2 separate regions of the Homo sapiens genome follow, and region 2 is linked to region 1. A link is a contact called in ENCODE Hi-C or POLR2A ChIA-PET data. All regions are on one chromosome and are shown on one strand. Each heading gives the region's core, a stretch centred on a gene start or an enhancer-like site at or near the end of the contact. The rest is flanking DNA. Distances are from core to core; before and after follow the strand shown.

Evidence for each region. A loop is a pair of places that touch in the nucleus more often than their neighbours do. ChIA-PET counts read pairs that join two places held with the same protein, here RNA polymerase II (POLR2A). Pooled maps may share reads with other maps.
Region 2: a loop to region 1 is called in a map of IMR-90, with 2.9 times the contacts of the local background. The contact joins two enhancer-like sites. A Hi-C loop is called at or near these places in 1 of 168 maps with a recorded cell type or tissue (IMR-90), 2 of 37 single-sample maps with no recorded cell type and 2 of 50 pooled maps. POLR2A ChIA-PET finds 5 or more read pairs at or near these places in 1 of 52 experiments (T-cell).

The regions. Positions count from the first base shown.
Region 1 is chr9:68,461,279-68,467,514 of GRCh38, reverse strand. PGM5 (phosphoglucomutase 5) reads right to left here. Exons shown (of 11, transcript NM_021965.4): 7 at 2,307-2,422. Among named protein-coding and RNA genes, the nearest start is that of TMEM252, 76 kb to the left of the region's middle. Within about 2 kb of position 4,874, at least 3 of the 41 ENCODE cell types and tissues checked have a DNase peak (open chromatin) inside an H3K27ac peak, as active enhancers do.
Region 2 is chr9:68,566,227-68,572,659 of GRCh38, reverse strand. The region is part of intron 2 of TMEM252-DT (TMEM252 divergent transcript); the gene reads right to left. Among named protein-coding and RNA genes, the nearest start is that of LINC01506, 23 kb to the right of the region's middle. Within about 2 kb of position 4,444, at least 3 of the 41 ENCODE cell types and tissues checked have a DNase peak (open chromatin) inside an H3K27ac peak, as active enhancers do.

The DNA of each region.
Region 1 (6,236 bases), core at 3,625-6,124:
GATATGCAAATCAGTAAGAGAAAGCTATTCCCATCCTAGCAATGGTAAAAGGCCAGGAAATCTCAAACATGGTAAGTTTTCTTGAACTCAGAGATCTGAGATGACCACACAGTCAAGTGAATTCCAAAGAGCCACTCCAAGGAGAGACAGATCCTGAAAATTCTCTCAGCTTTGGCAAAGCATAGGAGAAAGAGGAGGCTGCCATAAAAACCAGATAATAAGAAATCATGTAAGAGTTTAAAAAATTCTTAAAGGCCTAGTATAGGCCTTTACATTACTTTAAAATCACCTGGGGTTCCAGATACAAGGGGCACATTTTTAAGTTCTTTTCCACAGATTTCCACTGGGTCCTCACAAAAAATTAGGAACAAAGAAGGAAACTTGGTGGTACAGGTATGCAAGCGACGATCAGCTGTCACTGGGAGACAAGGATGAAGCCCTTCTGCTCCCCCAAACCCTTCTCTTACATGAAACAAATGCTTTATGTTCCTAGGTGTACACGCTAAAAACCTTCTCATCCCCAGGTCCAGAAAGAGATCTATTGTCTCTGAGAGACGGGCAAAAGTAAAAACTCTTCTGCCTCTGGGGAGAGGGTAGGAAAACTTGTGCTCAGAATCCTGCACCAATACTAGTCAGAGGTCTCTGCTACCAGGGAAAGTTTAAGACCCTGGAGATAGAACTGTATTTTGTGTTACAGACTTGCAGTCACTACTGAAAACTGAGGGAGAAACAGGAACACTTAAAAACCTCTCCAGTACCCTTCCCCAGTTCCAGTACCCAGTAAAAATATGCCACTGCTGGGGGAATTTGAGGCCTGTGGTACACTGAAGGTTAAAACAGAAACAGTAAAACCCAAACCCAGATCACCGCTTGACTAGGTTAACTTAACCTTCCACACTAATTGCCCCAAAAAAGGGTTGTACCCATTTCTAGGCATAAATACAATTGACCTGAATATCTACTGTTCTTATCCACATATTATTCAGCATTCAATAAAAATTTATGAGATCTACAAAAAACAGGAAAACCCAAACCATTGTCAAGAGATAAAGCAATCAGCTGAACCAAAGTCAGAGATGAACCAGAGATTGGAACTATCAGACAGGGTGTTTAAAACAACCATGTCTAATATGTTAAATGATCTAATGAAAAAGATAAACAATTACATAAACAGATGGGGAATTTCAGAGAACTAAAAACTATTTTAAAAGAGTCAAAGAGAAATGCTAAAAAAAAAAAAAAAACACACAGTATCGGAGAAGAAGAATTCCTTCAACAGGCTCATCAGCAGATTGGACACAGCTAAGGAAAGAATCAGTGAACTTAAAGATGTTCCAATAGAGACGATCTAAACTGAAACACAAGAAGAAAAAAGGGGAGAAATAAATCAGAAAAATGAATGTAAGAGCTCATTTGTCATCACAAATTATCTAACACATGTGTAATTGGAGCCTCAGAAGGACAAGAGACAAAGAATGGGGAAGGAGAAATATTTGAAAAAATAATAGCTGAGCATTTCCTAAAATTAATGAACAACAACAAACAACAGAGCCAAGAATTCAAGAGAATCCCACATAGGGTTAAATACATACATGCATACACCCCTAGACACATTATTAATATGATTAGACTTTTGACAATCAAAGATTAAAAAATATTGAAGTCAGCCAAAGGCAGGAGACTGGGGGGTACTTTACACAGAGTACTTTACATAGAGGAATAAACATAAAAATTAAATCCGACTTCTTGGACATGATGCAAGCCAGAAAACAACTGGATGAAGTATTTAAAGTATGTAAAAAAAGAAAACGTTTTTAACATTTTAGGTGTGATAATGGTACTGTGGTTATGTGGTTTTTCTGAACAAGAGCCCTTATATTTAAAGATTCATCTTGAAATGCTTACGGATAAAACAATGAGCTACAGAGGATTGCTTCACAATAATCAGGGAGGAGTGTTCCCCTGCGGATGAGGGTAGAGATAAAGGAAGATTGATCACAAGTTTATGGTGGTTGAAATGGGAGTGACAGTAACATGGGGATTCAATGCGATATTCTCTCTACTCTTATACACTTTAAAGATTTCCATAATAGAAATTTTTAAAGAAAGAGAAATTTCTAAAAAGAAGAAACAAAATGGACAAAAGAGGTAAGCATATCACAGCACATACTCTACTAGGTTTCTCTGATTTTTTGCCTCTACTTAACTGTTCCTCTGTAATTCACAGAAAGTTCACAGATCTCCAAACTGAGATCACAAAAGGCTGCAGCCGCCCTCCCCAGTAATATCAACCCAACAAAGCCTACCAGTGCCAAAGCTCTCTTCCCCACACAGATTGCAACGTCCTGAGTCCATCAGATTTGAGAAGAATCTCCATCCAGCTGGGGTCTCATATACAGGGACCTTCATTGATTTGGCCACTCTGAAAAATGAAATTTGAGAAAAGTCAATTCATATATTTCATTTTCTGTTTTTTTTTCTCAGCACAGTAGGAAGTCTTTAGGATCTACTAAATCCATAGCTAGATTTCAGAACAACCTGGGTAGTGTTGACAGATTTCAGGATATCAAGCCATAAGTTAGAAAATAATAAACAACCCATTTCAATGGTTCTCAATTTTGCTTTCTCCACCATATAGAAAATAATAAGTTAATATACAGAATATTTTTTACATTTGTTTCACTTCTATACATTTTTCTTTATCTTTTTGGAAAGAGTCCATGTGGGGATATCAGAATCTAAATTAAGAGGGTATTTGGGCATAAACACTTGGGAATATTGTTTAACAGTATCTACTAAAGATGAACTGTGATGCACTGCTCAGATTTACCCCCACCCACTCACCTACTACCCCTTAGACACACGTGTGCACACACACACACACTTTAGACATTTTAGGATAAAAATATGCATTCTACCAGCTACTAGGAAGGCTGATTGCTGACAGCTCGCAGATGTGGCCCCTGTTCTCTGCCAAAGAGAAATGTGTCACCCCAAATCATGTTCCCATGCCTGGGTTAATCCACATGCAATGACTGGTATAAAGGGATATATAAAGGCCTGGCCTCCTTGCCCAAATTTTGCACAACTCTAGAGGGCCATTTCAGCTCCAGAGCTCCCCACAAGTTGGCTGAGGCCTTTGTTGTGACTGCATTTCAATCCAACTTCTCTGTGTTCAATCCTCCTTCCTCACTCCCCTATAAGTTTTGATCTTGAATGCAACTTTGATCTTAAAGGCAGAAAGGAATAAACTTCCTGAAAGCAAATATCTCTTAGAGCTGCTTCCTGGGGAACCTAGTGTGCAATGTTGCTCAACAGGGTGTATATATAAGATTTTACAAGTATGATCATAGAATCACAATTTGTAATAACTGAAACAATCCAAATGTCCATCAAAGTAGAATGGACAAATAATTTGTGATATACAATGTAATACCATAAATCCTATTGTGCAAACTATTGCCGCATGCAACAATTTGAATGAATCTCATAAATATAACCCAGACAGGATCTGGCTTATGATGGTTTGACTTACAATTTTTCCCCTTTATGATTGGTTTATCCAGATACAATCCCATCGTAAGTTGAGGAGCTCCTATGACTTATGGTGGGGTTGTGGTTTCTACTGAATGGCTATTACTTTTGCACCATCATAAAGTCAAAATTCTTAAGTTGAACCGTCATATGTCAGAGACTGTCTGCTGTATTGCCAGCATTAAATGCATTTTTGACTTAACAATATTTTTGACTTAAGATGGGTTTATCAGGATGCAATGCCATCTTAAGTCAAAGAGCATCTGTATTAAGTAAAAGAAATCAGTAACAAAGGTGTATATACTGTATTGTTCCACTTAGATAAAATTAAAAAACAGCGAAAACTTATCAATGCTGTCAAGTTTCAGGCTCAGAGAAGTCAAGTTTTTGTTCAAAGTTTCACAGAGGTAAGGGGCAGTGCTAGAATTGGGACCCAGATCTGCTTAATTTCTCCTCATGTTCCATTCCATTACACCATCCTGTCTCTTCAAATGTCTTAGTGCTTCATGAAGGATGTAGATCTCAAAGCAGGCTAGGGAATGAGCTGGTACCACAGACATTGGCCTGAAGAGTTTCATCTTCCCCAGAGCTAGCAACTGAAAGAGAAAAACACCAAATGCCTACGAACAGCAAGATTTAGTTATTTGAAGGCTGTGAGTGCAGGGGATGACCGTAGAGTGGGATCAATGAGGGTCTTGAGAAAGAAGAGGAAGAAAGACAAACACAGGATAAAATACGCCGCATAGTAATGATTCCTTTAGGTTGGCTTTGTGGTCAAATAAGGAAAAAAAAAAAAAACATCTAGAAACTCTTGCCATGGGAAGGTGAACACCTCCCTTTTCACAAACCCCAAATACAATGAATGTGCTCAGGACTGAAAAACTGTGGGCTGCCTCTTCCAGTTTGCATTGAAAAGCACTTTTCAGGTGGTCAGCTGTTACTTCAAATATTCCGTCTTCTCTCTTTTTCAATGGTTTAAGAAAGATATAGAATCATGCTTACATTCTGGTAGGAACAATGAAAGAAACCACCCACAAACTATACAGCAAAGGTAAATTTTCATTTACCTTTATAATAACATTATTTTCATGGTCAGAAGGCTATGGAAGGTCAGAATAACATGAATTTCATCATCAGAAACTCAAGGAAGAGAGAATAAGTCACACAGAAGCCTTCTGGGGCAGCACATAGTCAAGCCTGGGTCAAAGTTAATTCAACAAAGATGAATGCATATGGATAACAAATAAAATGCGCAACATGGGGCAGAGGTGAGGGTGAGAGGGAGGGTACGGGGTGTGGGGATGTATGTTCTCTGACCAAAACATTCTTGTAGGTTCAAAGCCAAGTTGGCAGGTCTGAAGGGAGGGAAAAGGATTTCCCCAGCTCCCACCCTTTCCAATTAATCAGTCAGGAGGTCATCAAGCTGAAAGCTGCGGCTGGATTTTAAAGGACCGGATACTTTTATAACTATGAGCCACAGTTGCAGCTATCCAAGCCAAAATAACAATATGGGTAATCAAATTCCAGGATCCTGGGTATGAGTTAATTGTGTCCTAGGGTCAAAAAGGAATTTCCCTCTCTCCTCCCTCTCCTGAACTTGGGATTCATCCCAAACACAGCATTCAGCAGATACCATGCATTAGATGGGTTTTTGGCAGAAAGCCCCTGGAATCTCTGAAATTCTCTAGTACAAAAGCTGAAAACGAAGCTGCCCATGCTGAGGGGCTGAACCCTTCTCCCTAACTGCTTGCCATTGTGTCGGGGAGATAAACATGAGAACTCACTTCCTAGGAAAGGCCAGAGTGTGAAGGGAAAAAAAGAAAGGTAACCTGGGCCACATTTTTTCCTGCGAGTGAGAAGGAGCCTGAAAACTATGCTGGATATAACTCTTTAGTCAGAATTTTAAAACCTCCTAAAATGTGACGTAGGTTGGAAATTGCATCAACCTAGCTTTCCAACAGTTTCTCCCACACTACTCCCTATGTATTCTATGCTGCTAACAAGATGAATGATTTCCTATTTTCCAAATATGCCCTTAAATTTTGTTGTTGTATACTGCCCAGTCCTTCTTTATGCTATTCATTTTTCCTGGATTAATCCTCCTTTCCCACGTCTGTCAGAATACTTCAAGTTGCCTGAAGACCTACCTTAAATGCTTTTCCAGCATAAAGCCTGTTATTCCATTTTGTGCTCTTATAATGGGATAGCTGATACTAGATAATTTATAAAAAATAGAAATTTATTTCCCACAGTTCTAGAGGTTAGGAAGTCTGAGATCAAGGCACCAGCATCTGGTGTGGTGAAGGCCTTCTTGCTGCACATGGCAAAGGCAGCAGGAAAAGCTAGCCAAATGCTGTGTAAAGGCTTTTTTTATAAGGGTCTTAATGCCATTAATGAGGAAGGAGCCCTCCTGGCCTGAACACCTCTTAAAGGCCCTATCTCTGAATACTATCACATTGGCAACACCTGAATTTTGGAGGGACTGAAGTTCCAACATGAATATTGAAAGTGACAAAAACATCCAGACCATAACAAAACCTGTGGCAACGACTGCTACGTGGTCAACAATCCATCTCATCTTTTCAGACACACAGGTGGACTGTAGTTCTCAACCTCCCTTGAAATTAGCTGTGGCCATGTGACTGAGTTCTAGCCAATGAAACTCAAGTTCTAGCCAATGGAACTCCTCTTTCAGATCTGGT
Region 2 (6,433 bases), core at 3,195-5,694, 110 kb before region 1:
CTAACACTTGGTGTCTAAACAAATAGAAAACCAGTTCGAATAAAGTCTTCTTGGGCATTTGTCTTGAGTTCAAGTCATGCTCACCACTTAACAGCTAACATGGTTTGGCTTTGCGTCCCCACCCAAGTCTCATGTCAAATTGTAATTCCCAGTGTTGGAGGAGGGGCCTGGAGGGAAGTGATTGAATCATGGGGGCGGACTTCCCCACTGCTGCTCTTGTGATAGAGTTCTCAGCATATCTGGTTGTTTGAAAGTGTGTAGCACTGGCCCCCCCACTTCTCTCTCTCTCTCTCTTCTGCTGGCCATGTGAAGATGTGCTTGCTTCCTCTTTACCTTCTGACATGATTGTAAGTTTCCTGAGGCTTCCGCAGAAGCAGAAGCCTGTACAGCCCGCAGAACCTATTAGCTGATTAAACCGCTTTTTTTTTTTTAAGTATCCAGTCTTAGGTATGTCTTTATAGCAGCATGAGAACGGACTAATACAACAGCCAACTGAATTTCTTCTTAACTCATCATCATCAATATAAGACTCCAGAGTGCGAGCACACATATGGATTTCTGAAGCAGGGGCTTGTGTAGTGATCAGAACGGGGCTTTTGGCTTCAGACAGGCCTGGAGGTGATTCCTGAATTTGTCATTTACCAGTTCTGGGAAATTGGGAGTCACTTAAACCAAGGCTGCTGCATTGTGCTCCAGAAGGTTCCATTTACATAGAAAACAAAGTAAATAATGTTCCCTGTAGTTGTACAAGGCCATGACCCTGATTTAAACTTTCTGAACCTCAGTTTTCATATCTGTAGAAAGGGGAGAATAATAACGCTTGGAATGGTTACAGAGATTAAATGACAGTGCTTGTAAAGAGCTTACTTAACACAGTTGGCTGGTCCATAGCAAGTGCTCAAGAAATGGTAGCAGTATTGAGGATGATGACAATGGTTCCTACTGGAAATTATGAATTCTTTTGAAGGAGAACTGGTCTGCATGGTCCTTTCCAGTTCCAGTTCCAATGCTGTGATCAGAGATGCTTCTATTTAACAAAGGCAACATGGACTTTTCACCTTTATTATTGTTGTTACTATTATTACTATTTTCTCCGGGGGACCTTGATGAAAAGTTATTACTAATAATACAATAATTCTCGTTATTTAACTTTTGTCAAAGAGACCCATTCATGATTTTTCCACTCTATAAATAAAAATCACATCTTCTTTGAAGTGGGCAACTTTCGTAGTACCATTTCTTGGGGACATCAAGATCCAGTACCTTACTGATATGCCTCAGAGGGTGTTTTCCCTCCAAGGACATATTGCACTGGAGATTTTTAGGATATAAACATTTATCAGTTATCTACCTGGGGAGCAAACAGGTTGTTGTTGGAAAAGTCATGCTAGGCAGAAAATCCAATTGGCTAGATAAAAATATAATCAGAGAAGCAAGAAGTTAAGAGACAGGAGAATGATGTTCCAAGGACTGGGAAGAAGTTCAGAATTCTGTCTCTTGAAGAAATTGTTCAGCACTGTGTCCCTGAGTTGCAGGTGTGCAGTAGCAATTTATTTCCAGCCTAAAGACCACTGAGAGAATAGCAGATTGGGAAGCCAGACCACCTGTCTAGTCCCAGCCACATCTCTGAGTATCTCTGAGGCCTTAGCAAATCACTGAATCTCTTCGTCTACAAAATGAGGGAGTTGGATTAGCTCAGAATCTTATCAAAGTATTGTTAAGCCACGAAGTCTGATACGGTTTGGCTCTGTGTCCCCACCCAAATCTCATCTTGAATTGTAGCTCCCATTAATTCCCACATGTTGTGGGAAGGACCCGGTGGGAGATAACTGAATCATGGGGACAGTTTCCTTCATACTGTTCTTGTGATAGTGAATAAGTCTCACAAGATCTGATGATTTTATAAAAGGTTTCCCCTTTCGCTTGGCTTTCATTCTCTCTCTTGCCTGCCACCATGTAAGACGTGACTTTTCTCCTCTTCGCCTTCCACCATGACTGTGAGGCCTCCCCAGCCACATGGAACTGTGAGTCCATTAAACCTCTTTTTCTTTATAAATTACCCAATCTCAGGTATGTCTTTATCAGCAACATGAGAAGAGACTAATACAGAGTCCTTTGTTAAAATAAATTTTATGAGAATATTCAAAAGAAAATCAAATACACACAAGGGTGCTCAGTGGAAGTTGGGCTGGTGACTCCAGACATTCACTCTACTAACTTCTTACCTCTGGCAGCTGCAGAGGGAAATTGGAGGAAACCCAGGGGCTCCATGGAGCACGGATTCAAAACCACTGAACTGAATGAAGTGCCTTCCAGCTCAAACACTTCATCTCTACCTTTGATGTATTTCCTCAAAGGAATTGTCATATATGGCACTAAGTTCCATAAAGTTTTATTCCTCAGAATCCTTTATAGAGCTCTTTTATCTTCTGACAGCTCTGCATGGAAGCCATTATTAAGCTAACTTTGTTCGTGGGCAAATTTTAAATCTATTTGCCCAAGGCATTTGACAGAGACACAATCAGGGCCAAACTGAAAAGCAGCAAGCTTTGCCTTTGGTACCCAGACAGAAATAAGAGACTACTTTTAACTTTTGTTTCCACTGTCAGTCCTGTAACTCATCATGCAGATTCCATTTGAGTTATCATGGTTTTTTTTTGTTTGTTTTTGGTTTTTGATGTTGTTTAATTCTAGCTTCCACATAACTGAGTTTTCAGAGCTAGAAACCATATATGGTGAACCAGCCCTCATAAATGTTACACAATTTTATGTATTAGCTACACAGAAGTTGCTGAAAAGCCTGAAGGGAAAGCAGATGGTTAAAAAAATACTCTTGTCTTTGTGAATTTGGGGAACTTTGCTATGAGAAATTACAGATTATTATTTTCCTTGTTATACCTTTAGTCAAACAGATGGCATGAGACAGCGAACAGGAATTCTACACAGTTTCCATGGCAATTGTTGGAGAGCCCTGGCCTATTTGTAATGATGTGTAGTGTAGTATCTAGGGCAAAGGTGAAATTGTGGGGTTTCATTCTGCAACACCTACTGATTTTAAGCCATTCAGATGACATTTGTTGGGTTCCCATTGCCTAAAAAGCAATGTCCTAGTTATTGGGGGTCGGGTGGGGAAGAAGATATCAAAGAAACTGAAGCATTGCCTTTTCTTTATAGACATTTGCTGTATTGAGTAAACTACATATGAATAACATAAGAACACTATACAAGATATAATGAAACCAGTAAATGTGTCATTAATATAGGATTTCTTTCTTTAAACAACTGCTGTCCAATTAAGCAGTGGCCAAACCACAATCCTTAAAAACTGGGTGAATTATCAGCTTTACTTGTGGACTATGTAAGAAGTATTATAGCCCTATGGCCAAGAGAACATGTTCTGAGCAGACTGTCTGTGTTTAAATCCCGGTTCCGCTATTTATTAGCAGGGTGACCCTGTATTAGTTGTTGAACTTTGCTGTTTCTTGGTTTCCTCATCTATAAAAATGGGACTGACAATGGTATTTAGTTCATAGAGTTATTAAAAGAATAACATAAGTTAACTGGGCATGGTGGCTCATGCCTGTAATCCCAGCACTTTGGGAGGCTGAGGTGGGCAGATCACCCGAGGTCAGGAGTTTGAGACCAACCTGACCAACATGGTGAAACCCCGTCTCTACTAAAAATATAAAATTAGCTGGGCACGGTGGTGCATGCCTGTCATCCCAGCTACTTGGGAGGCTGAGGCCGGAGAATCGCTTGAACTGGGAGGCAGAGGGTGCAGTGAGCCGAGATGGCGCCATTGCACTCCAGCCTGGGAAACAAGAGCAAGACTCTGTCTCAAAGAAAAAAAAAAGAATAACATGAGTTCATTCATGAAAAAAGCTTAGCTCAGGGTAGGTAATCAGTAGGTGTTGAGTATTAGCAAGAGGTAAAATCCCTCAATGTAAGTTCCTTCACTGATTTTCAAAAGGCAAGACGCATCTGAGCTGAAGTAAAGAAAGAGCAGAGTGGTTAAGATGATACTGTTATCTAGTTGACAAGCAACTTAATCTCTCTGAGCCTCAGTTTCCTCATCTGTAAAACAGAGACTACTATACTCACCTACTATAGTCACCTCATGGAGAGAAGATGGACCCCTCACCGAAGATTTGGCTTGGATGTTGGGACTAATGATCACACACACACACACACACACACACACACACACACACACAAGGTGTGAAAAGCTTTATATTTCACACAGTAAGGCTTTCGGGGGGAAGTAAAGTGAGCTTCCAAGAGGTCCAAGAATGGTTTAAGGGAGTGGGAAACGGAGGCTGGCCTTGGGGTTTTGTGGAGGTGGGAGAGTGGGGCTGGGCGAAGCTTCGCTCTTGCAGCTGGGTTTACATGGATGGGATGTCCCACCAGCACCACAGGAGGGCGCACCTGTGCTCTTTCATCAGCTTGCCCAGATGTGGGGCAGAAGTGGGAGGGTTTGGTGGAGTTTGAAAGCTTTCATTGGCTAAACATCAAAAATGCCGGTGATTCTTTATCACACCTCCATAGAGCTTTGCTGTGAGGATTAAATGAGATTACACAGACTCTGTCTTTAATTTAGTAGCTGGTAAACAGTAAATGCTCAATAAATGTTACCCTGTGAAATAAACTTTTTTTCTTAAAAAACTTCAACTTTTAAAATGTCTCCTAAAAAATACAAGAAGCAACACCTGCTTTTTCTTTGCTCTACTTGTTTATACTAGATTTGTTTTGAAACTTCAATATAATCTCTACATGTGAAGAAAAAATTACCAGCAGTCCCCCAGCGATGAAAAGGCTGTGTACTAAGCATTCCGTTTTAAATTGATTGTCACTTGGAACACTCTTTCCCATAGAAACAATGTTATAAATAGAGTTAAGTTCCCAGAGGGACCCACAAATTCTTCTTAAAGTGTAACATAGCTAAAATAGTCCTTGACAGAGCAGGAAACTGAACCCTAGATCACCACCTGGGCCTCTCAGAATCCCAGACTCCACTGGCTCAAGGTGACCCTGGGTGAGACTCGACCCCAGGATTTGTGAAAACCTTGACAAAGAGAAGCTGGCTGAGTAGGATCTGAATTGAGCACAGTGTGTTTGGTGGGACCCCACTGGCAGTGATGACTGCACTTCCCAGCAATCCCTAAATTGGACTCTAATGGGATCATCTTGTTGAGCCTCAGATCTGTCCCACAGCCCTGTGGGTGGAGTGGGGCTTGTCCTTAAGGGAAGGGAAGCTCTTATTCCCAGCCATCCTAGGAAGAGGTCAATCCAAAGGCAAGAAATGAACTGTGGTGGGCCTTAGCCTAGGGTGAGGGGACAACATGGTCCTTTTTCCTGGAGTTAGGGTCTGAGGCGTGGGGAGGCCTGGAGTGGGTGGTTGGGCAGAACTGACTCTGGTTACAGGGAAGATGCCAGGACCATGTCATGAGCCAGCTCAGGAACCCACCCTAAAATGGATGTGGGCCTATGTCAAGGAGGAAAGTTATTTTTTGGTGCTATCTCTCTAGTTTCTACCTCCACGTGCAATGGCAGAGCTTGGCTCTTCTGAGGTGTGGGGAATTATGGGAGGTGAGGTTGGGTGGAAGAGATGTCAGCAGCACTGTGAAAGAGGGGATCTGAGGATGGAAGATGGTGAGCTTCAGAAGGGAAGAGCAGCAGTGTTAGCCCAGCTGAGGAGGCAAAGGACAGCAAGGGCACACCTGCAGAAGCAGAAAAACATCAGCACCTCACACAGCACTTACGATGTACCAGAGACTTTTCCAGGCATTTTATAAGCATATTCAAACCTGTTAACCACCCTATGACACATTATTAGTACCCCCTTTTACAGATGGGGAAAATGAGGCATGGAGAAGTTAAATAACCTGCTCAATATCAGACAGCCAGTAAGTGACGGAGCCAGTAATTAAGCATTGGCAACTTGCCTCCCGAGGCTGGGGTCTTAACCAAATAATTTATTCTCTTCCATACACAATCATTCACCAGGGACAGCCCCAGAAATATTAATACATGGAAAGGCATTGAATAATACACAAATGAAGTTAGTGAATTAGGGCTTTTTAACACAGCAAGTTCTATGTGTATAAAGTATATGAGGCAAACAATAAAACCCCTTGTCAAATCTGAAAATTTCTAAATAACTTACTTTATGTTTAGGAGTACTGTTGTCTTACAGGCACTTCTGGCTGGAATATACATCTTTATATATCTAATGTTTCCATGTATCTATCTTTTTAAAAACACACTCAAGGGTCTACATGCATGTCTAACTGGTAAGGATTTTCTTTTTTAATAATCATCATCTGGCTGGAATTTTTAACTAAACCCATGTCAGTTGAGTGATATTATGTTTTTGTGAAAGCATTGTCGAGAGGATGTCTAGAATAGTTCATTATTAATGTTCCTCTGACAACAT